Linked DNA regions of Homo sapiens: region 2 is linked to region 1. Evidence: chromatin loops called from intact Hi-C (ENCODE). Cell type or tissue: heart left ventricle. All regions are shown on one strand. Each heading gives the region's core, and the rest is flanking DNA. Links, peaks and the distances in the headings are about the cores only.

The links. Peaks named below come from ENCODE experiments on the same cell type or tissue, not always from the same donor. Only the 100,000 strongest peaks of a DNase experiment are listed, where the experiment ranks them.
Region 2: it touches region 1 in a loop (5-fold over the local background); 20 of 110 quality-filtered maps call a loop at or near these places.

What each region holds. Positions count from the first base shown.
Region 1 is chr1:76,062,272-76,078,523 of GRCh38, forward strand. ST6GALNAC3 (ST6 N-acetylgalactosaminide alpha-2,6-sialyltransferase 3) reads left to right here and starts at 12,475. Exons shown (of 5, transcript NM_152996.4): 1 at 12,475-12,613. The coding sequence starts at 12,596. LOC124904200 reads left to right here. Exons shown (of 5, transcript XR_007066173.1): 5 at 3,767-4,084. RefSeq lists a silencer at 12,276-12,475. In heart left ventricle, for the core only: no CTCF peak of the experiment used is centred there; DNase peaks (open chromatin) are centred at 12,460 and 12,910; H3K4me3 peaks cover 2,568 bases; H3K27ac peaks cover 2,675 bases.
Region 2 is chr1:76,136,484-76,144,483 of GRCh38, forward strand. All of the region lies in intron 1 of ST6GALNAC3 (ST6 N-acetylgalactosaminide alpha-2,6-sialyltransferase 3), which reads left to right. Among named protein-coding and RNA genes, the nearest start is that of ST6GALNAC3, 66 kb to the left of the region's middle. In heart left ventricle, for the core only: no CTCF peak of the experiment used is centred there; no DNase peak of the experiment used is centred there; H3K27ac peaks cover 4,313 bases.

The sequences.
Region 1 (16,252 bases), core at 8,253-16,252:
GGCTCCAGGTCATAGATGGATTCAAAGATTTTCCAAATGTCAACTGATTAAAAGAGTTCATCTAAAGATCTGGAATCCATAGAAAGGAGTGTCTGGGTTAAGATAAGTGGTTGTGGAGACCTAGGTTCTTTTTTTTTTTTTTTTTTTTTTTTTGAGATAGAGTCTCGCTCTGTCGCCCAGGCTGGAGTGCAGTGGCGCGATCTCGGCTCACTGCAAGCTCCGCCTCCCGGGTTCACGCCATTCTCCTGCCTCAGCCTCCCGAGTAGCTGGGACTACAGGTGCCCACCACCACGCCCCGCTAATTTTTTGTATTTTTAGTAGAGACAGTGTTTCACCATGTTAGCCAGGATGGTCTTGATCTCCTGACCTTGTGATCCGCCCATCTCGGCCTCCCAAAGTGCTGGGATTGCAGGCGTAAGCCACCACGCCTGGTGGACCTAGGTTCTTATTATATAGATAAAGCTTCCTGGTAGCAGGCTTCAGAGAGAATAGATTGTGTAAGTGTTTCTTATCAGACTTAAAAAGATGCCAGACTCAAGTAATTCTCTACTGGATGGAGGAAAAGACCTGGAAAGGGAAAGGAGTTCTCTACAGAATGTAGACTTTCCCCATAACAGCTTTGCAGGGCATTTCAAAACATGTCCAAGAGGCCGGGCACGGTGGCTTACGCCTGTAGTTCCAGCACTTTGGGAGGCTGAGGCGGGCAGATCAACTGAGGTCAGGAGTTCTAGACTGAGCAACATGGTGAAACCCTATCTCTACTAAAAATACAAAATTTAGCTGGGTGTGGTGGTGCATGCCTGTAGTCCCAGCTACTCAGGAGGCGGAGGCAGAAGAATCGCTTGAACCTGGGAGGTGGAGGTTGTAGTGAGCCTAGTTTGAGCCACTGCAATCCAGCCTGGGTGACAGAGCGAGACTCCATCTCAAGAACAAACAAACAAAATATGTCAAAGAAATATATTTTAGGATAAAATACTTGGACTTCTTTCAAGGCCTGCTATCTGTCATGTGATGCTATATTAAAGTCAGGCTGGAATTTGCTGTCATTGCTACAAGACGTCTTAAGATCTCTGTTTTGGTGTTAATGCTGGTCAGCTATGCCTGGATCCCAAAGGGAGGAGGGTATAATGAGGCATGTCCAGCTCCCTCTTCCCATCATGGCCTGCACTAGTTTTTCAGGTTAATTAAGAAAGCCTTTGGCTAAGAGGAGGGGTGTATTCAATTGGTCGGTCGGTGGGGGGGGGGGGCGCTTAGAATTTTATTTTAGGCTTACATTCCTCACAAAACTTCTAGGTATATTTGCATTCTTATTATCTTCATTTTTCCAGATAAGAAAGCTGCAGCTGTATTTTTCCAAAAATATTTAACCTGTGTCGAATCATGAATAAATAATCAGGCAAATCAAATTTGAGGAACATTCTGCAAAACAACTTTTCAAAACAACTGTTAAAAACAACTCTTCAACACTGTCAATGTCTTGAAAGACAAAATAGGAGAACTATTCTAGATTAAAAGAGATGAAAGACAAATGATAAATCAAAAGCAATACGTGATCCCTGTTGTCTTCCTGACTGAAATCAACAATCAGGAACATTGTTGGTACAAAAGGGAATTTTAAAACATGGTCTTAAATGTGATAATGATGTGTAGTTGTGTAAGAGAGTATTCTTGATATTATAAGCGACATGCTAAAGTCTTTAAAAGTGAAGTGTCTTAATGTCTGCAACTTACTATCAAATGTTGCAGGGGTGTGTGTGTATGCACACACATGGAGAGAGAGAGAAAGAGAGACAGAGGGGAAAAGTAAATGTGGCAAAATGTTAACAGATGTTGAATTAGCTAGGCACAGTGGTTTGAGCCTGTAGTCCCACCTACTCGGGAGGCTGAGGCGGGAGAATTTCCTGAGCCCAGGAGTTCAAGGCTACATGAACTATAATTGTGTCACTAAACTTCAGCCTGGGCAACATAGACAGACTATCTCTTAAAAAAATAAAAAAGGTAAAACAAATTGATGAATCTCTGTAACGTGTATATAGGGTGTTCTTTGTATTGTTCGATTTTTCTTCAGGCTTGAAATTTCTCCAAATAAAAAGTTGGGGAAATCCGAAAGGATGCTGAGTTGCAGAGAGGTAAAATAATGATAGCAAAGTTGAGATTCAAACCGAGGTGTTTCTGCTTTAGCTTTGGTTCCAACTCCCTGCACATAAGTTACCGCTCATCTGGCTGGGAAAATGAGAGGTCACTCTTGAAAAACTGGCTCACAATACAAAGAAGTATATCCCACCTCACAAATGAGTCAGAGGTACAGTAAAGACTGTAGGAGTTTGGAAGAGGAGTCGATGCTGCCATGCCCTAAGGCCAGGAACTGCATCTCTTTCTTCAGGGCTCTATGTCCAGGTTCTTGGAAACAGTAGGCACTCAAATAAATTTATTGAATAAGTACTTCTTGTTAGTATTGGCCATCCTATGGATTGTGACTTTTGAATTAGACACTTAAAGATGAGTTGGATTTTGATTACTGAAAAGAAGGGAAGACTATCCAGGTAAATAAATGGCATGCGAAAAACAATGCAGGGCAGGGAAGAAAAGTGGGGAGTGAGGGGTGGGGGAAAAGCTGGATAAACTGATAAAATTATTTAATAGCTTATCCTTAGGTCTCATCACTTGCATAGACTGGATGATGGTTTTAGAGATATATTATTTTGTGTTCTTTTTCTTCTTCTTCAACATATTGTTCTTACTGCTTCCCCTGCCCCACACCCATTTTGGATTAGGAGAAGGAATATTGCTTATTGCAAGGGTCAGCCTGGGTTTTAGCCTTAAAACGTCCCAAAGAAAAATATCTGGGCACATTCACTCTGAGGTGCAGAGCTAGAAGAAAGCTTTTCAGGATGCCAAGAGTATTTCATTTGACAGCACGTATTCGCTTTCATTCAAGATGAACCCTTAGCTAAATCTCGTTATTTTGCTATTTCTCATCCATGAAGAAGCCACTTGAGGTGCCCAAAGAACCCTAGCATGCCAACTGTTAGCATGGCTGGTGTGTGAGATCGCCAGCACTATGTACTCTGCAGAAATGTCATCTCAAATGCATCATTTTGCTAAGTAAGTGCCCCTGCTCAGTGCCAACACTAGTTTGTCTTCTGAATAGGCATGCTTCCTAGAAATTACCCTTTAGCTGACCCCACAGCACAACACACGTTACATGTTTAGTGATGTCACTCCCATTCCCTGGTTGCAGACAAGAGATGCCAGAAAAGAGGAGGGAGTTTAGCATTGAGGGAAATAGAAAGTCTCTCATCAGAGGCTCAATGCCAGATACACACATTTCAGGGCTCAGCCCACTGAACATGCAGACATACATGGAATCCACGGTGAGAGTATGGAGAATCCAAGTGGAATGTGGGACCAGAAAGAGGCGGGAAGATCAGAGTTATGTGTAATAAAAGAGCTTTAATAAGTTGCAAGAAAAATTTTGGGTTTCACGTAAAGGAGGATTTTGAAAAGATTAGAACTATTGGAGCTCGGGAATTCCTATAGAATGTTGTGAAATTCCTTCTTTAACTACTATGGATTCCTTTCTGAGATGGATTGAGTTTGTACTGTCTTGTCTGAAACACAGGGTTAATTCAGAAGTCTACTTAAGACACTATTAACATTTATGCAGTAGCCAGATATGTGTGACTGCTTCATATCATTAAAGAATAGAGTAGTTTTGCCAAAAAAAAAAGGTACCACTATATTAACTTTCTTTGGTTTTCCCTAGACTTAACAGGTGGATTTTTGGGTTTGCTGAAGAAGAAAAAGAAGGAGAAGGAGAAGGAGAAGAAGAAGAGAAGTGTGATTAACAAGAAAAAAACTTATTTGGGGGCTATGAACACCTTGAATATTTAACAGAATATCAGCTACTCATCTGTAACCATTCACTACATAGCTAAACTTTTAGTAATAATGTAGGTATTCTCTGGCCAAGAGAAAGATAGGATGTGTGTGTGTGTGTGTGTGTGTGTGTGTGTGTGTGTGTGTGTGTGTGTTTAACAGAAGAAAATGGAAAGAAAATAAAATAAAGGATATTTTGGAGTCAGTGAGTAAATATTTACTTTTAGAGTATAGCATGTTTTAATGGAATATGATGTGTAGGACTGGAGGAAAAATAACAAATATATTTACTTATAATTACTTATTATTTTTACAAACTCTACTTACTAAAAATTATTTGAGACAGCTCACATTTATCCAACAAACACTGCTGAACACCTCATATATCCTTTGCCTAAATTTGTTGAGAGTAAGTACAGAGCACCACATGAGTCAGAATTCATAATGGCATGTACAAGGAATGTGATCACTAGTAGGAGGCAATTCTCTATGGACTTCCTAAGTTTCTGTATGTCTTGTGATAAGAGGTAGAGAATGCCTTTGTTATAGATTATCTTTTCAAGGATATTTGCATTATTGACTAGCCTTGGGGGAGAAAAAGGGAGAGACATAAAGACAGAAAGAATATTTCCCTCAAGAGCAATAGGCCAGCATGCTTACTGCCTATTATAAAGTATTTGAGTTCCCTAAGCTCAGGATTTTTTCCTTTTAAACAAAACCCACAGTGGCTTGGTTTTCTTCAAGTTACCATGTGGGAACTGGGGCTTGGGGAATGGGTGCAATTGCTGTAATAAGTAGTCCCATAACTGTAAGTAATAAATAGTTCTACATCTCTGGCCCAGGGGTCTTGTAGCTTCATCCAACAGCCATAAAAATGTGTAAGTAATTTCTTAGTTTGTATGTGGGGTAAACTTCCAGACCCTTAACAAATTTTGTTATTTGCTTTGAGTATTTGCATTTTATTCAGACAAATACTTGAGCCAAACTTGTACTTTCTCAAGGAAAAATATACACTATCATATTTAATTTTCTTGTTAAATTTAAACTCAAAAACCTCCCCAGGGGAAAATGAGTAAAGGATGTTGTAAAAGAAAGAAGAGTCAAAATGGAATGATGAGAGTACCAAAAATAGGCTGGGTTTAGTGGCTCATGCCTGTAATCTGAGCACTTTGGGAGACCACGGTGGAAGAGTCGCTTGAGGCCAGGAGTTCAAGACCAGCATAAGCAACATAGCAAGACCCCATCTCTATTAAAAAAAAAAAAAGTAAACAAATAGACAAACAAAAAATACCAAAAATAATGAAAAACCAAAAAAACAGGTCAAGAAAAGAGTAGAGCACAGGCATTAAACTTTTAAAAATGTCTTTAGACAAATGTTGTTTAAAAATATTTTAGATTCATCCAGTGGTTATGCTAATAGACATACTTTTGCTGAAAATATGGACAAGGGCTAGTTTATAGGGAGAGAGGTGGTTGACTATTCTTCACTAATTTTTAAATGGCAAAGTTTTATTACAGTTAAAGAATGGAAACAGACAGCTGTGAATAATTCATTTAAAATGTAAGCTGATGAAAGAAGGAGACAGACATTTTTCTAGTGTTCAAATTACGCGGTGCTTGTCCTAAATACTGCTGAATTCACCACTTGGAAGGGAAGACAAATCTTATTTGGAACGTGCCATTATTTAGTATGTAATTTCTTAATATCTCTTAATTATAAAGGTGTCAGTGAAAACCACAAACTCAGTTATTTAAATCTTTGATGCTTTTGAAAATTCAGCTATCTTCATCTATTAGACAAAACAGATTTATTTATAAGATTCTATTAATTACATTTTAATAAAAATGAAGATGAAATAAAGTGGAACAAACTGAAAAAGAAATCATAGTGTTAGTGAATAATTTTTAACTACACTAAATATCAAATAAACACAATGCACCATGGCTGGTTAAAAAGTACTACATACAGTGATTTTTTAAAAAATCATGATATAAAGAAGGTAGCTTCCACTTAGAAGAAAAGCATCACTGATTTCTCAATCAACTGAGAACAGCCATAGGGATAATCACAGGCCACTCTTGTCATTAAACATGAACTCAAAATCCATCCAAATCAAGTAATCAGTCTGATGATTAAAAAGTAGAAAATGCCTTATAGAGAAATATAAAATGATCTGAGAATATCATATGTGATGAAGGAAGTAATAACACATCCAAAGTTTCTTACCCAAAACCTTTGAGCAGCATTCAGAATGGTAGGACAATCTGATTTTCAATTTCATACATTTATGGTTGCTAGCATCTTTCATCTGGAATTCTTAGTTATCTCTTCAGAGTTGAATGAATCAAATCAGATTAATCAGCATTAACTGAGCATGTAAGGTACTGTATTTCCTTGCTAGGGGCACAAAAAGGTGAAGGCTGAAAAGAAAAAGAAGAAACCAGTAAGCTTCCAATCTATTAGGGAAGTAAGGCTAAAAATAATAATAAAAAAAGTAGATAACAGGTCAAGTGAACACTGGAAAAAACTTCCACCAGATAGGATGTGACTCATTGCCAAAAGAATTTTGCAAACAGTAATTGTTGGAATTCAAAGAGGAGAAACTACACTAGACTAGGGTGGTCTGAAAGGGCATCAAGAGCCAAATGGGATTTGATCTGGGATTGAAGGATGGTGAAATCTAGCTGAGTAAAGAATGCGAAGATCAAGACAGAGGTTGGCAAACTACTGCTTGTGGGCCAAATTGGGTCTGCAGATTGTTTTTCTATATCTGCAGAACCAAAAGTGGATTGTACATTTTTAAATAGTTAAAAAAACAAAGAATAATATTTCATAGCACTGAGAAGTACATGAAATATAAATTTTAGTGTCCATAAAAAAGTTTTATTGGAACACAGACACTGCCCATTGTTTATTTCTATGGCTGCTTTCATACTACAATGGCAGTGTTGAATAGTTGTGACAGAGACCAAATGGCTTGCAAAGCCTAATATTTACTTGGCTCTTTGCTGACAAAGCTTGCCAACTGTTGGTGTAAGAGAATAACGTGCAATGATTAAGGAGACAATGTTGGCAGGCCTATAAATGTATCAAGAGGCCACTGAAAGTTTTGACTATAGGAGGAAGCCCATTCACAAATTGTTTCTGCTTCCTATACACATCACCTGGGCTTGCAAATGTTTGTTAAACCAACAAATGAACCAGGATTTTCAGATTCCTAAGTCACTTGTTGCTTTATATCTGTTGCTCTTGAAAAGAATGAATGGCTTTTCCACAGGGGACATTCCCCTTTACGTTTGTCTGTTCCACCTTCACGCAGGTGTGCTGGGAGCAGCTTGATACATATTGACATTGTTGGGCACAATAACAATACCTTGTGTTTCAGGGGTTGTGTGAGAATGTATTCAGGTGACTTCTTTTTGGACCTTTTTTCTTTGCATTGGATGATGTTTTTCTTCTACCTTTTCTACAATAGTTCAGAAATAGATACAAACAGGAGGGTTCGGGGAGATTCCTGGAAGGGGATGGTATTGACACGAAGAATTAGCAAAAATCATAGCTCTCTCCAGAGGGTTTGTGAGGGCTAGACCATTAGAGGAAAAAAATGGTTCAGGCAAAATAAACTGCAGCAGAACCCCAACTGTTAGGCCCTCTCCCCTGGGTGTTCCCATCAGTCCTGCATGGATGCATTTCAAATACCAACTTTCCATTCTAATCTTTTAGGGCAGCATGTAACCAGGCCTCACTGAGAGGAGAAATCCAAGAAGAGTGTAGAGAAACACACATGAGAGGAACCTCACAATAAAAAGGAAACAAACTCTGGGAAACATGGTTAAGAAATATCAGACTCAATTAATAATGGAGGCTTCAACAGCCTTGGAGAGATCCAATACAAACTAAATTCAAACTATATGCCAGTGCTTCTAGCCATATTTACTTTTTTTTTCTTTTTTTTTTTTTGAGATGAAGTCTAGCTCTGTCACTCAGGCTGGAGTGCAGGGGCACGATGTTGGCTCACTGCAATCTCTGCCTCCCAGGTTCAAGCAATTCTTTTGCCTCAGCCTCCCAAGTAGCTGAGACTACAGGTGTGCGCCACCACACCCGACTAATTTTTGTATTTTTAGTAGAGACGGGGCTTCACCATGTTGGCCAGGCTGGTCTTGAACTCCTGACCTCAGGTGATATGCCTGCCTGGGCCTCCCAAAGTTCTGGGATTATAGACGTGAGACACAGTGCCCAGTCCATATTTACTTTTAATTGATTATGTTTTTTTTTTTAAAAAAAAACTTAGAGGAAAACTCTTTAAGAAAAACAAATCAGGCTAAAAACTACATTCTTCTAGGTAATGAAAAGTAGGCAAACAACATTAGTTTTGGATTTTTTAAAAATTAAAAACAGCTTTTCTTAATTGGTTCATTTGAAAAAAAATGGAAACTTCCAATAGGGAAAGGTAGAGCTGAGATGAAGTTAAGGGAGAATGTTACTGAATGGGAAAATATATAATATTTTAAAAATGCAATTTTAAATCATGCGTAACTTGTCTTGGAGTTCATCCCAGATAAGTATCAGTATAGTCAGGGATGTTGACGAATTCTGGATTAGAAGAACTGTGCAAAGGTTTGAAATAGCAGTAAGCTCAAGTCTTGGGAATGCAAACTGGATGACATTTTGGAATGTCCTACTATCGAAAAGGAGAGAAATGAAGCTTAACCCCATATGTCAGTGTATTCTCATAAACAGCTACCTAAAAGGGCATAGCCAAGATGCAGTTAAACATAGCTACAGACACACGTGTGGACCTGGACAGCTAGATGCCTGCTTTAGGATATGAAAAATTTCCTAGGTCACAATTATAACAGTGCAATGATTTCTAGAAAAAGAAGATCATTTCCTATCCTGGCTCAGAATGTTAAAAAAAATGACTTTCCCATAACATTTTCTAATGGATCTTCCAGTCACAGTCTCCTATGGAGGCATAATTTATGTAGTGGATGACAAAGAGTTTTATGATATCTGGAATTCATTTAAAATCTTTAGATTGGAAAAATTGAGATCCAATTAAAATCTTAATAAATGACTCTGTGTTGCATATAAATATATTAAATTAATATGTGTGCAGGCTGAAATTGGAAAAGTTATGAGAGTCAGCATGTTAATTCTATTTCTATCAGGGAACTAACTGTATGTTATAACTCTGAGAATTATTGGGTAATGGGGCTGTTTACAATGAGGCAAAACTGAATTTAAATAGCAAATATTCACCCATGACTTGTCATAACTCATGAAGTCTCCACCTTGAGGCATGGTGAAATCTCACTAGTGAAAGGCCTCTGAGGAGAGGGAAGGTGGACCAGGAAGCCAAGAAGAGCCCTAGGGAGGCTGATGTAGTGAAAGGGCCAGGTCCAAGGATCTCTCCATGAAAGGAAGCAAAGGCTGGCAGGCTGCTCTGTGGCACCCCCACGTAGTAGGTGAGATGCAGCAGTGAGAATCTTTGATTGGAAGTCATTCTCATGCACAGAAGGTGGTAACAGCTTGGTTGGTGAGAGACTGATGAGAAGTGCTGGGTCTTTGTTAAGGTATGACCCAGGGGCTGAGGGTTGAAAAATACAGGGTGAGTGTATGTATCCGGTACACTCAGATTGATAGAGTGTACCTATCCTCTGCATACTCACATATTTACCCTAGGTTTTGTATCCTAGTCTGTATCCCGGGGAGGATTCATACTTACCCTAAGTTTTCCTATGGCTACACTAAGACAACAGATGAAATGTGAAGAGTGACAAATGACAGAAATTGGGCTTCTAACATACTGGACAGCTGAATGTAGCAGTTAAGATGGCAAACCCACAAGTCCCTAGATTCAAACCCCTGTTCCCCTAGTTACCAGCTGGGGATGATAACATCCATGTGGATGTTGTGAGGATCAAATGAGATACTTTCTTTAATTGCAGGATGCTCCATTTTGTTATTATTATTTTTGGAAATAGAAACTCTTGGCTTTAAGTCACATAATGTTAGAGCTGGAAAATTATGCTACACCTATGGATTTGACTAAGCTGTTCCTGTAGTTTGGCCAGTTTTAAAACAAAAAAATCCTGGCAACACACTCCTATCCTCCCAGCCCCAACAAATCTGGCTATCTCCATTCCCTGGTAGGTTCAAAACCTGTTTTTATTTCCATCCAAAAGCTTCCCCCCCACCCCCAGACATCGAGTGGTCCATCTAAAACAGTGATTGTTAATACTGTTTTGTAAATCTTCCAGTCCAGATTTATTCTAGAACTTGAGTTTGTTTTTAGATTGTTATAAATGTGCCTTTATTTCTAGCTGTTTGACATAACTTTTGGATGTTAATAAAAAAAATAACACCTTGGGAAGTATGGACATGGGTGGATAGAAATGTAATTGAGAAAGCCATATCCAAGTAGATTGAGGGAATTAGTAAAGGCCTCATCACGGCATACCCAAGTCATAACATGTTAAAAGTTTGCTCCGTTGGTGTTCATCCTCCTGAGACACCCAAGGCTGATGGCAATTATCCTATTCATCTTCTCCCACAAGTCTGTCTTTAGCGGAAGATTTTTTTCTTTACATAAAGAGCTATCATATAAAAAGTGCTCATAGTGCCAGAAATTGAGGTAAATGCAATTTGCAAACATTATTATCTCATTTAATTCTCTTGAGGATAGATAATATTAGATAAGGTAAGGATTAAAGAGAGGTTAAGAAACTTGATCAAGGACACCCAGCAGGGAAGTACTTAGCAGGGCTGTTCACTAGGGCCTGCTGTTTCTCTTTCCAGATGTACAGACTTTCTAGAGAGAACGATGTGCTCTGCCCACCCTCACCCCTTTGCTCTGCTGTTCTGCCAGGGACATGCAGGAGACGGAGGCCTTCCTCTTAACCGCAAGAGGCCTTCCTTTTTTACTAATATTCCTCAGCACAGACCCTTTACGGGTGTCGGGCTGGGGGACGGTCAGGTGTTTCTCTTTCTCCTTCCTGAGATCTTTGCTTCCAATTTGGCTAAGGCCCTTTCCATGTTATAGTATCATGTATCTCTTATTCTTGTCTTTCTCACTTAACTGTGAGCCCACCTTGATGTTAGATATTCTGAAAGTCATTCTCCTATCCCTGAAAGGTCTTCAATAAAGATTTTTCCTCCACTTAGTGGAAGGTGAATAAAGTTTATTCTTCCATTTAGTAGTGGCTCAATAAAAAAGTTTGTGGAATCAATCAAGGGATGAGTAAATGAATGAAATACTGAATTTTCCTGGCCTATGAAGGACCATGAGCTAAAGCAGCGGTTTAAAGTATATAGTCCCAAACAAAGAATTCTTACTAAAAACACACCGGATCTGTAAGGCAGAGGAGGGAGGGGCGGGAGGAAGAAGTCGAAGAGCAGGGTGTGGTATTCCAGGGAGACTGAAGACAGGAGCTTCCCATGGGACAGGCAGTTCATCCACAGGCTCAGCTTCTGCAACCTCCTTCCTGTGGTTACTCCTGCTCTCTAAGAATTCTGCATGTTCTCATCAAGAAAATACCAAATTCCTTGAAAGCCTGGATTCTGCCTTGTGGTTTGTGAGCCAATCTCATGACACCACCAGCCCACAGTGCTTTTCCTGATTCCATGGAGGCAAACTAGACGGAGCTTCTAGCAAGTGAAACTTCTTTTGGGTAGATATTTGGGGGCCGCTTTTAAAATTTTTCTGACAGACCAAGTGGTAAAAATCTGTGTGTGTACACGGAATGCTCTCTCCCTTCTGCAATGCGTTTACTCTCCTTGTAGAAATAACTGCTTCTCTTAGCCGGCTCTTGCTTGGAGCAGGGAAGAGCAAAGTCCTATCATGTACACATACACAGTTTATAAACATATACTGTACAATCAACATGTACATATATAATACAATATACACATGTGTGCATCCTGTATCTGTATACTGTATATCATGCATATACAATTTCATAAACAAGCTTGTACCAGGAAAAGGCAATAATTTATATATTATACACACATACATGTATATGTAAAATATGTACACACACACAAAATATACCATACAGAGTGTAAGGTTCATGACGTCTTTCTTTCGTTGATATTTGTGCTCACTTATTAGCGGTAAATTATTAATTTTAGATAAGCCCATCACAGAGTGAAGGCTCAATCCTTGAACAGCCCAGGGAGAACTTCGTTGCTACTTTTGAAAAGCCCTTTGATGTGCCCAAAGTCTCCAGAAGGGCGATGCCAAACCCACTCAACTTTGACAAAGTGTGAAACGTCTGTAAAAAGGAGTTCTCTGATGTGTGAGAGGAGACGGAACCGAGAAGAAAAGGCCGTACTCTGCCCCCCGCGGGACCCAGGTCCCCGCCTGCTGCAGAGCGCACTCTGCGCACGTCGAGCCGCGAAAGGTTCACAGAAGAAAACAAGAGAAAGAAGTAGCAGGCACTGAGGAGCCGCCGGCGCCGGCGCCCAGGACGGCACGTGACCCGGGGGCGGGGCCGCGCGGGCCGCGGGCCAGTGGATGGGGACGGGGGCGGGGCCGCGGCTCGGGGGGCGGGGTCTGTGGCGGCGCAGCTTACACCGCGGTCCCCTTATTTGGATCTGCGGGAATGTGGGCTGGAGAGGTCCTGCCGTGGTACCAGCCTCCAGCCTGCCCCCAGGACTGCCCCTGACCCAGGCGCGCCCGCTGCTCGGTGGCAGGAGGGCCGGCGGAGCGCCATGGCCTGCATCCTGAAGGTAACGACTTGGATCTGTGGCTCGGACGCGTGGTTGGCCAGCCCCTTGCTGCTCAGAGGCACGGAGTCAGCCGCGGTCCCACCGCATCCTCATCTCAGTTGTCTTTTCCTGGCATTGATTTTCTTTTTGTTCCTTTGGCAAATGCATATGGAGGGAGATTCTGAAACATGCAGCTGGCACAGCTTCTTTTCCCACCATTCCTGCCTCCTGCTCGCGCCTGCATTGAAGGAGCTGCAGACTGTTGGCTCCAGGGGAGAGCAGGGCTGTGTGCCGAATAATGGGGATGGTAGGGAGAGGAGGGGTGTTCCCGCGGGTCCCGCGGCTCTGTGGAGCCTGAGGCCTTTCAGGGGCCACGGGGAGGGGTGGAGTGGCTAGGCGTGAGTTGCTGGTGGTGAGGGGCATAGCGCTTTAAATGGAGGGAAGAGTGAGCGGAGGTGGGCTCTACTGTGCATTTGATCATGTGAAGACAGAAACTTCTGAGTTTACAGGTAGTCCCTTAGGAATGAGTTTTCTATGAGATCTGCTAGCTCTGTTTGCCCTTAGCTCTACTTTGGAAAAGTTCACACGAGGATGTATATGTTAGTAGAGAACCTCTCACTCTCTTTATGCTCATAAATTTGAATAGACAAAATGATTTTATGCTCTGCCAGAGTGCGCTCAGCCATCCCTTCTTTGTTGAGTTTTCTTTCTCCAAGACCGGATTCTTAGCCTCACCTGAGCATCTTTCTGGGTTCACAGACTTGTGGCCTCAGGTGGGAGAACTTGGTGTGAGGGCCTCACTTAAAAAGAACTTTCCATCCCACTGGTAGAGGCCTCCCCTGCCCTCGTTTTTTTTTTTGCACTACCTTTCTACAAGAACATAACCTGGATGCATGAATCAAAAACATGAACAGCATGAAAGTTTCCTGGGCCTTGACTGGAGAATGCAGAGACCTAGTTGTCCAAGCCTGGGGGAACTGTGTGACGATGGAAAATACCAGGAAACAATTCGTTGTTGTTGTGTTATTGTGAAGTAGCATTTATTTCTCTATAAGATGATATTAAGTCATCTACTGTGTTCTGGTTACCTGAATCGTCTTCTAACGTGCCTGGTGTCAATGATGAAAATAAGAGACTAACCTCGTAGAAGTTGTTTCCCCTTCTTTGCGTAAAGGAGATCAGAAGTTTCCTGTGAGCTTTCTGAACTTCCTCTTTTTGTTTCAGAACATTTTCCAGGACATGAGGAAATAATACATCAGTATTACAGTATGGGGTATTTGACCGGGAGGCTCTTAGCACAAGGACTGAAATATGAATATGAGTCATCTTTACTATTCATTGTGTTATTTGCTGAAAGGGACATTGAGGAGCATGATATTTATTGCTGGCCATCTTTTTCTGTTTTGGTTTCTCCCCTGCCTTGTCCTATACATGTGGTAAACATCTTTAATGCACATCCCAAACTACACATGAATCTGGTCCAATCTTTCTCTTCTAGCACTTCACACTGCTTTCAGACATTTGGGACATATCTGTCCACCTTATCTTCCCTCCACTGAAACTAATGTGGGCTTTAGACTCAGAAAGATATGTCTGGATGCTGGCTCTGCCCACTGCTACCTCTGTGATGTTGGACAAGTTACTTAAATGTCTCTGGGCCTTAGTTTCTTCAATATAAGATCAAAGTAGTGGCACCTGCTTCACAAGGTTGCTGTGGGAATGAAATAAGATAGGGTATGAAAAATACTTTGTGGCACAGGCATTTAATATGTGCCATTTTTTTCCTCTAACATATAATAATAAGTGCAGTTTGGTTGATCCTTACTATATCCTCAGTCTGTTTCTTATAACTATTATTTTTTATAAAATACAAAATGTTTTTTATTCTTTAATCTTTACATAAAACCCTGAAAGATAAGTATCATTGTTTTAAACCCCATTTTACAGATGAGAAAGTTGACGCTCCCTAGTTTAAGAGATTTGCCCAAGGCCACACAGGGTTAATGACAGAGTGATCCTGGATTTAGACCCAGATATGTCAACCTTCCATATACTTTACTGCTGTTCCAGTACTTTCCCAGGTGATGACTTTTAAGATGGCCTAATACCATTCAGTTCCAACCACCTTTGAGCACCTTTGAGCAATCCCCTTCTCTGGTCATGGTCTAGACAGTCTGGGCTGGATCTTTTTTCTTTGTTGTCTTTGAAAAGCTACACATGGAGCAGTGCAGAATACAGGTTTCAGTCCAGAGACCTGAGTTCAGTGCAAGCCTGGCTTCTTGCATATGATTTTAGACAGCTGCTGCAACCTGGAGCCTCAGTTTTCCCTTGTTGAAGTGTTCATAGAATTATAACCATTGCGTTACAGGGTTTTTATGAGGATAAAACTATGGACTTTTTTTTTTTTAATGAAATATTTTCTGCCATTTGCTGACCCTGGACTTGGTGTTGGCATATGTAGAAAAGGAAAGATTTTCCTCTGCCCTCTTAGTTTCTGTGCCTGGTCCTGATAGCTAAACTGACAAAAGGCATATTAACAGAGGAAAAACATACACATTTTATTTGATGTTAATGTTTTTATGTGTACCACAGAGGGCTTCCTATATAAGAAATAAAGACCCGAAGAAGGGGAGAGGCCTGAGAGTTTATAAAGCATTTTAATAGAGAAGGATAAATTGTGGAAATGTGACAAGACAAAGGAAAAAGGGGGTTTGGGCTGGGGCAGTCGATTGTGAGAAAGTGGGAAATGTATGGGGAAAACTAATGGAAAATAGGTGAGTGTTTTTACTAGAGATTTATTTTGGTGTTGACTCTCCATCTTTGATCATAAGAATGTTCTCCTCTTCCTGGCACAGGGAAGGGACATTTCTCATGGGAAATTTTATGCCTTGCTTTTAGGTAGAAATGGGGAGGTCAGAAAGCCCTTCCTGTATCTGCTTTTTCTCAATTGCCTTTAGCTCAAAATAATCAATATGCCAAAGTGATATATTTTGGGGTAGCCTGTTCTGATTCCTTTTACATCACAAGATGCATAAACCATTGACCCCATTCTCAAATGGCTTATGGTTTAGTAAGGATGATAGAAAAGTAAATGAGTGCTTAGGTTACAATGTGAAGAATAAAACTACATAGGTCCATGGAGGGCATAGTAGAAGCATGGAAGGAGAGAGCAATTACCCCTGTCATTGGGTAGTTCAGACAGGCTTCCCACTGATGATATTGGAGTTGTGTTTTGAAGACTAAATAGGATTTACTATGACGGAGCTCGTGTTTTAGAAAGATAAGTTTTGAGGCAGTGCCAACTTTGTTCTGTGGGCTAAGACTTTAATCTTCTCAATGAATTTTGCAGTAGATTTTACTATCCATTTTTACAAATGAGAAAACTGAGATAGAGAGATATTGATTAAAGTATCATTATTGCCTACACAATAGTGACCCTCACTAAGAAGAGACCCCCATGCTGTGGCAGCTAATTTTGGTCTTTTAGGGGATATGGAACTATCCCCTCAAGGTGCTGTGCATGCTGAGGGCCCATTCTGCCAATGCATAGCGCTAGTTCTCGTAACAGAACGATGATCACTTCATAATCATTTAATTTAGGAATTCAGACTTCACATTGCCTGGACTTTAAAGCCAGAAATATGTGACTTTTAATTATGG
Region 2 (8,000 bases), core at 1-8,000, 66 kb after region 1:
CCTAAGGTAATTCTATCCTACTTGGTTTTCACAGGAGAAAAAAAAAATCCCTAAGAGTACTGTTCAACAAAGTGTGTGTATGTGTGTGTGTGTGCATAAAATATTCCTTTTAGATGAGCAAAGCCAAGAAGATACCTAGTAATAAATAGCTTTCACAGTTGGTTAAATATCAGAACTGGGGAGGCATTTGACCCCGAAATCATATGGCATCTCTAGAGCATGGCAACTCTGGGAAACTGATTGTTGCTTAAAGAAAGTTTAAAGTATTTGGGAAGTAATTTCTCTTTTATTTTTACTCCCTTAGGAAGATTTGGATTTGCAGCCTTTATCACTAACTTGGTGAGAATTTTTTTGTAAAGTTGTCAAATCTATAGGCCTCAGAAATGGCAGTTCTCATACAAATCCCAGTAACGATGCTAACATCATTCATCCAGTGTCAGTCAATCCTAGGTGCTTGAAAAACATCTCATTTAGTCTTTACAATAGCTTATGAAGTTGATACTTTTGTCTCAGTCTTTAAATAAGAAAGCCAAAACTCAGATTGGTTTAGTGATCTGGTCAATATTACAGAGCCAGGAAGTAAGAGGAGGAATTGAAAACAAGGTCTGCCCGCCTGGGAGTCTGTGCTGTTTTAAGTCACTTTACTGTCCCCTGCTCTGCCACACTGCCTGTGTTTTCAGAGAGGAGGCAACCACTAGGCTAAATGACTATCTGGCAAAAATCTATGTGGAGTTGGTTCTTCCTATTATATTGCATCTGTCTGGGACACCTGAGTGTTTGCAGAGATTCTTGCCCCGATTTTCAGCACCCTCAGCTGTTAGCCGTGCTATGGATGTGATGTTGGGGAATTTCTAAGATTGAAGTGGCCAGTTGCATGTAGATGAGAAGACTTTCTTTAATTTGCCCTAAGTAGACATTCTGCGCAGTCAGTGTGTTATAGAAAGACATTTCTGGGAGGCAGGTGATCCAAGGGATGGTGGTCAAGAAGCACAGAATATATAGAGATGGGATAGAAACAAATGCAATGAAAGATCAGGACATTTTGTTCAAAGTAGAAATTTCAAGTAGGGAATCTTCCTCCCACCTACCGTCATGAACTCCAAGGAGATTATGATTTAATAATCCTTGTCTTTATGTGTATTCTTCAGTCTATGAGTAAAACATGTTACTGGTTTCTCTTCTCTGTAAGTTGCAGTCATGTCCCTGCAAGGGAGCTAGTTTGTATGTATTGCTAGGGGCTTTAAGATGGTGATTCTCCAGGCTAGGAACCCTTCCAAGAGATTCTATCACTTACCCAAAGCCGAAACACTTGTCCAGTTTAGCAGGAAATATCTATATGATTTTGAATTTCTTGGTTTCGGCCATTTGTGGCTCTGAATTCACTGTTGCCCTGAGGAAGCCATCTCTGACCCAAACACTCCTTGTTAAACCACTGGCATAGCTCAAGTGACTTGGAAACCTCACTGTAACTACTATTGCATAACTTCAACAACAAACCTTCATTCTGTTGTGGTAAAACTTCGCTCTATATTCAGCCACACATTAATTAGTACTTATATTTTCTTAAATGTACACTGTGCATCATGACATGTCCTCAGGATATGGAGATAAAATACTTCATTTTTGCTCTCAAAGACCTAACAGTCTAGTGAAGAAGACTGCATTCTGAAGTCTCTGAATGTCAAAAAGTGCTGGTTGAAAATATTTCATTTTTTTGATAAACATGAGAATAGGTAAAATCATTTTCAGAAGGGCTTATGGAGGGGAGACATCTGGTCCTTTACAAAGACAGGGTCACTGAACCCTTAGTGCTTTTGTGAGGTGACAGAACACAGTGTCCCCAGAGTGATGTATTTCCTTGAAAGTTTTTTTTCTTTGAGAACATAGGGTGGGGTTCTTCCTGAGGAAAATATTGATATTGCCAGCCTGCTCCTGGTGAAATTGAAAAAAACCAGGAAATTTAAACAAAGGCATGATTCAAGACCAATATTTAGGAGGAAGCACTCACCACAGGACCAGAACCTGACCCATGGACCCTTGTACTCTGCATCGCTGCAGTTCCCATGCTCTTCCCAGCACCTCCCTAAAATGGGTCATTCTATGCAAATCCCAACAGCCTTCCAAATAGAATGTCACTGCCCTGATTAACAAGTATTTGTATACTTTTTCTCTAAAATGTCTACTTGACATATCATATCTTTTTGTATGTTTCTTCCAGCTTCTATTTGTTCTTTAGAACTTCAGTAGAGTGCCTTTTTACATTTACCAAACAATGCAAAGGACTTCCAGGTAAGTGGACCCCTAGTAAACTCTCCAGTGGGATAGATGCATAGCTTTGTAATGGCAGCCAAAACCAGTTTGTAAAGATCTCATTTTCCCCTTTTTTACCCCTGAGAATAAAAGGAGGAGTTTAAAAAAATCTATGCACTGGCCGGGCGCAGTGGCTCACACCTGTAATCCCAGCACTTTGGGAGGCCGAGGCGGGCGGATTACGAGGTCAGGAGATCGAGACCATCCTGGCTAACACGGTGAAACCCCGTCTCTACTAAAAATACAAAAAATTAGCTGGGCGTGGTGGCAGACGCCTGTAGTCCCAGCTACTAGGGAGGCTGAGGCAGGAGAATGGCGTGAACCCGGGAGGCGGAGCTTGCTGTGAGCCGAGATCGCGCCACTGCACTCCAGCCTGGGCGACAGAGCGAGACTCCGTCTCAATGGAAAAAAAAAAAAAAAATCTATGCACCTACACATACATGCACAATCACACAAACATAAGCACACATATATGCACACTTAAGCACACAGATTCACACATACATTCACAACTCATACATACATATGTATATATATAGCACTCACATGCTCTTACAAATATACATATAAACATATACACATATAAACATACACACATAGAAACACACACACATATAAACACACACACACACAGTTGTACATGGACTGTTTCTTGGGAAGAAATGCTCATTCGGCAACAGTGGCTTCTTTTTCTCTCTTTGTGGATTTGCTCCTTGGCCTTTATCCCTATAGGAAGCCAAGCTGAAAGCTTTTAAACTGGTATAGCTTTTGTCCTGACACCTATGTCTGGGTGACATAGATTCTCAGAGAGAGGGAGAGATATGAAAGGAAAAAAGTCTCTGAGGAAATCGTAATCTTTCCCGAAGAAGTTCTTGCCTAGTGCCAGGTTTCTGGGCTCAGAGCAGATTAGCGAAACAAGCACTCAGCTAAGAGTCCAGGGCCTGGTTTCTAGTTCTGGTTGTGACCCTAATCAGCCGGGCAAGTCACTTATGTTCTCTGAGCCTCAGATTTCTCGCCTGTGCAATGATGATCTTTCAGATTCTAACTCTAAAATTCTGTGCATGTCTCTTTTCCAGTGACTGAGGAAGTTCAAAGTAGAATAGGATGGGGATGACACATGAATAAGCTCTGAATCCTCACCTGTCTCGAGGAGGAATAAATTCAATCCTAATGCCAAAACGACAGAATCTCTTTACTTCCTCACTGCTTTGCCAAACGCTCATTTAGATGTATCTATCAATCACTGGTTTATTCATATGGTGCCTCTCACCGTGAAATCTAGGTTCTGGAACAATATAATTGGCCTAATTTTGGTTTTCTGACTGCAGAAGTGGATGCTTCCTCTGCCTGTCTCTACTCTCAGCTCTTATTGTTTTTTTTGGTGAAAGAGATTAATCCAATGCTCCGTGGAAGTAGATATCAAGAACTCTTGAGCAGAGAGAAGTTTTGCATTCTGCCTGTTTGACATTTACAAGGTATTTCATTAACACTGTGGGCGATTCAATCCCCTTTTATTTTTGGCTGCCCTTGCTGTGCCTCTGAAGGAAGGAAGGCCATTCTTTTGCCAGGTAAGGGGCAGGAAAATGTGTGACTCCAAAGCTACCTGGAGCCTGATGGGGGTTAGGTTGGTCCTTGCTGCCCCTGCTGGTCACATGGTCCCTGCTTACTCTGCTTGCCTTTTGTCTTCCTCTTTGTGGACTCCTATTGATCCTTGTACTTCCTCTGGCAGAGTGTTTATCAGATTATATTGAAATTGCCTGTTTACTTCTGCCTCTCCCACAGAACAGTAAAAACCTCAAAGACTGGGGCTCTTTCTTTCTTTCTTTTCTTTCTTTCTTTTTTTTTTTTTTTGACAGGTTCTCTCTCTGTTTTCCAAGCTGGAGTACAGTGGTGCAATCACAGCTCCTTGGACTCCTGGGTCAAGGGATCCTGCCACCCCAGCCTCCTGAGTGGCTGGGACTACAGGCATGTACCACCATGCCCAGCTAAATTTTAATTTTCTAATTTTTTTTTTTTTTTTTTTTTTTGGTATAGAGGGTCTTGCTAAGTTGCCAGAGTGATCTCAAACTCCTGGCTTAAAGTAATCCTCCCACCCAGGCTTCCAAAGTGCTGGGATTATAGGCATGATCCACCGTGCCCAGGCTTGTTTTTTATTGTACACTTAGGGACTTGCCTATGGTAGGTACTCAGTAAATGTTTCTTGAAATAATTAATGACTTGGGTTGATTTGGATGAAAGACGGAATGGACGGAGGGCATTTTTTAGTAGCCTGGAGACTTGGTTTCCATGCACCATGCTGGGATGTCCCTGGCAGCCCATCTACTGAGCTGGCACCAGCATGCTTACCAGTCTCCTTTGTGACAGTCCCAATGGATATTTTTATTAGCCAGCATGATTTATTTCATAATGCTGAGTTGCAGCACCCTTCATGGCTAGAGATTTTTGCTGTGGAGATAAGTTCTTAGAACTATCTCCATTTCCAGAAAAGAGAGGGTTTCTCTCGTCTGTTGCCCAGAAAAGAAGTCAGTTTACGTATGCATCTTCCCTGGGTCAGGCTAAGAAGTAGCCCCAGCACTGGCATGCTAGACTTGGAGAGTCTAATATTCTTCCAGCCAAACCCTGAAGCAAACCACACCTCCTAGGTCCTGCAAGTCCCCATTAAGTGTGCTTAAGTCATTTGAACTCCTAGAGAATCCATGTCAGAGGAGGAGAATCAGCATTCAACAAAAGATAGCATGTAGTTTTTTTTTAAAAAGTGAAAGACTAAAGCTTGCCTTTTCTATAGATCATCAACATGTTTACTTATAGCAAAAAAAGCATGTACAGATGGATTTTTGCCATTTAAATCATTCATTAAAATCCCTATTTTAAGCCAAGATTTATAACAAAGTTTTTGGGGAAATAACACATACATCCCCTCCCATCTGGAAATGAAAAGAACAAGCAAAATGGATCTAGCATCTTCATTATAATAGCACCTTAGCATGTAATTCAGTCTCCTCATGACAACCATTATGTAAGGATAAGGAGAGGCTCTGCAAGCCACCCATTTCTACACTGCCCTAGAGTTGAGATTCAACCAAGACCCCTGCTTCGGTTTAGGTTTCAATATACACGTGAAGACAGGGAGGAATATACTCACAAGACAAAGTCCTGTGCTCATTGGCACCTGATCAAGTGCTAAGGCTTCAGATGAAAAGGGCAACAGAATCTCCAGGGCAAAGGGATCAGTTAGTGGAGGATTCTTTAGAGAGGAGGGAAGAGACCCCCTGCTGGGCCTTGGGGGATGGAGCATTTAGTCAGGAAGATGACATCCCAGTAAGGGGAAGCTACCCCTAAAAGCAAAGGTATGGAGATGGGAGGGAATGCGGAGAGGGGTGGAGAAATTCCATCTTTGTTAGGGCAGCAGTCAAGGATGAGTGAGTTAGCCTCTTAAGGAAGAGGCTAAGCTGTTAGAATAAAGAGGTTTACAACATCAGCGGCTTAAATCAAATAGAAGTGTGTTTCTCTTTCACATGACAGAGTAGATGTGGCCTGGCGTCTAGAAAGCATATTTGTCTCTGCTCCACTGTGTCTTCCAGGGACCCATTCTTCTCTTGTCTTCATGCTCCATCACTTCCTAGGGTGTTGTCTACACCTGCATAGCCATAGCTAATTTTCCATTCTCAGCACCAACCAGGGGAAGAGGAGGAAAGGTAGCCTCCTTTTCATGATAGGTGTGAAGTTATGCAGGACACTCTCAGGGTGAATGGACCACAGTGTGGCTCCTGACTGGGCAGGGAGGAAGAATCTGCTGCTAGAGAAAGAAGGGAAGACAGTCATCTTTGACATCATGAGTTGCATAAGATGGGAATAAAAACTGGAAAAGACCTAAATCACCATATTAGAAAACTCTAGCCATTCTAAAGACATTGAAGAATCCTGTTTGGACCTTTTTAGCAGTGAGGAGCGTCCAGCTGTGGTTATCTGGAGAATGCAATAGGCAGAACTTGCTGGTAGAGGCCCCGCTTCCTTGTCTTGAATGCCTGCCTTTTTTTTTTTCTTTTAAATTTTTCATCTGCTTCTGGATCACATTGCTGTGAGCCACATTGGGTCAATTCACATGGAGGATTAGATCTGGGCACACCGTATCTTTTATGTCTTTTATTTCTTTGACTTTATTCTGCTGGAAAGTGTTGGCCCACAGCCAGAACCGGCAGAGGGCAAAGGAGGGATTACTTTCTTATCACAGGGAAATTAAATGCCTGAGACAGCAACATAGTGATTTTTTTAAAACAAATTTTTAGGAAAATTGAACTCACCCTGTTTACTTTCATAGAAGGCTTTTGGGCTGTGGGAAGGAACCTATTTTTGTACTTAATGAAATGGATCTTGGCAGTAAAGGGTTTAAAACTAACTTTGGATTTATTTAAAAAGTAATATCCTTGCCACTAACTTGTCTTCTGTCTTTAAAGGAAAGAGAATTTTTACAGTGCCTATAGAGCATGCCATTCCTCACCAGTCATTTGGCAGTCCTATTAGCAAACTCATTTGTCAAAGCCTCATTAGGTGATTGCAAAAGTACTCTCCCAGGACCCACTTTGGACTTCTTACCAAGTCGTGTGTGTGTGTGTGTGTGTGTGTGTGTGTGTCCGTCTGTGTGTGCATGTATTTGAAATGGAAGTGTGGGAACATGACAGTGTAGACAAGCTTACAGCCCCCATTTTTCTTTGAGTGGCCCCCTCTGATAAAAGGTTATATACTGGAAGAGGACTTAAAACCTTTGAAAAATCAAATTCTCTTGGAATATAATACCAAAGTGTTGTTGTTGTTTTTCTTGCATCTACATGTTCCATGAATATTTTCCAAACAATTCAATACATTACTCTTCAGCCCACGCCCATGCTGACATCAAAAACTTTTGGGAAGAAAAATTGTTATCGAATAGCAGTGTCGCACCAAGCAGATGGGGTCACTGTCCCCCAGGATAAGGCATTTCTCATGTGCTTGAGAAGAAGACTGTGGATCTGAAAATATGATAGGGGCTGCGGCTTATTGAGGCCTCACTATTGAGAGGGGGCTTGGAGTTATGGGGAACAGTGGGCTCTAGTGCAGGACTGCTGGGGTCTTAAGCCCACTGGACCACTTCCTAGCTTGCCAGCCTTGGGCCAGTTTATAGCCTTTTGGGCCTCAGTCTTCTTATCTGTGAGAAAGTGTAATGTCACCTCCCATGTCACTGTGAGCAGTACATAAGTGGATCTGTGTAAATAGCTTGGAGCATCATGTAGCATGTGGAAATGCTCAGTAAATGAACCAGGTCTCTCAAACTCTAGGGCCCATGTTTTTCCCCTTCACCACTAAAACCTCATGAGAAGCATGGGCTCAGGAGTAGCAGGAGGCTTCTGGCACAGAATGAGAAGATGGGAAAGCGTGCTGCTTGGCCACAATGGAAGGAGGAGAAAGGTCAAGGAGCTCGGTCAGTAATCCCCACTCTGAGGCCAAGGAAAGAGGATGGAGGAAAGGGCAACCAGAACATCAAATACCACATAAGCAAGAAGCCATAAGTTTCTTTCCAAACTAACAGTTAAGAAAACAGACCTAACCACTTCTACTCAGGGACTACATCTTATTTGTTTTTGTATCCATAGTGCCTGGCCTCTAGTTGAACTTGACAAATATTGGAGTGTGTTGGCCTGTTTCTTGTTCACTCA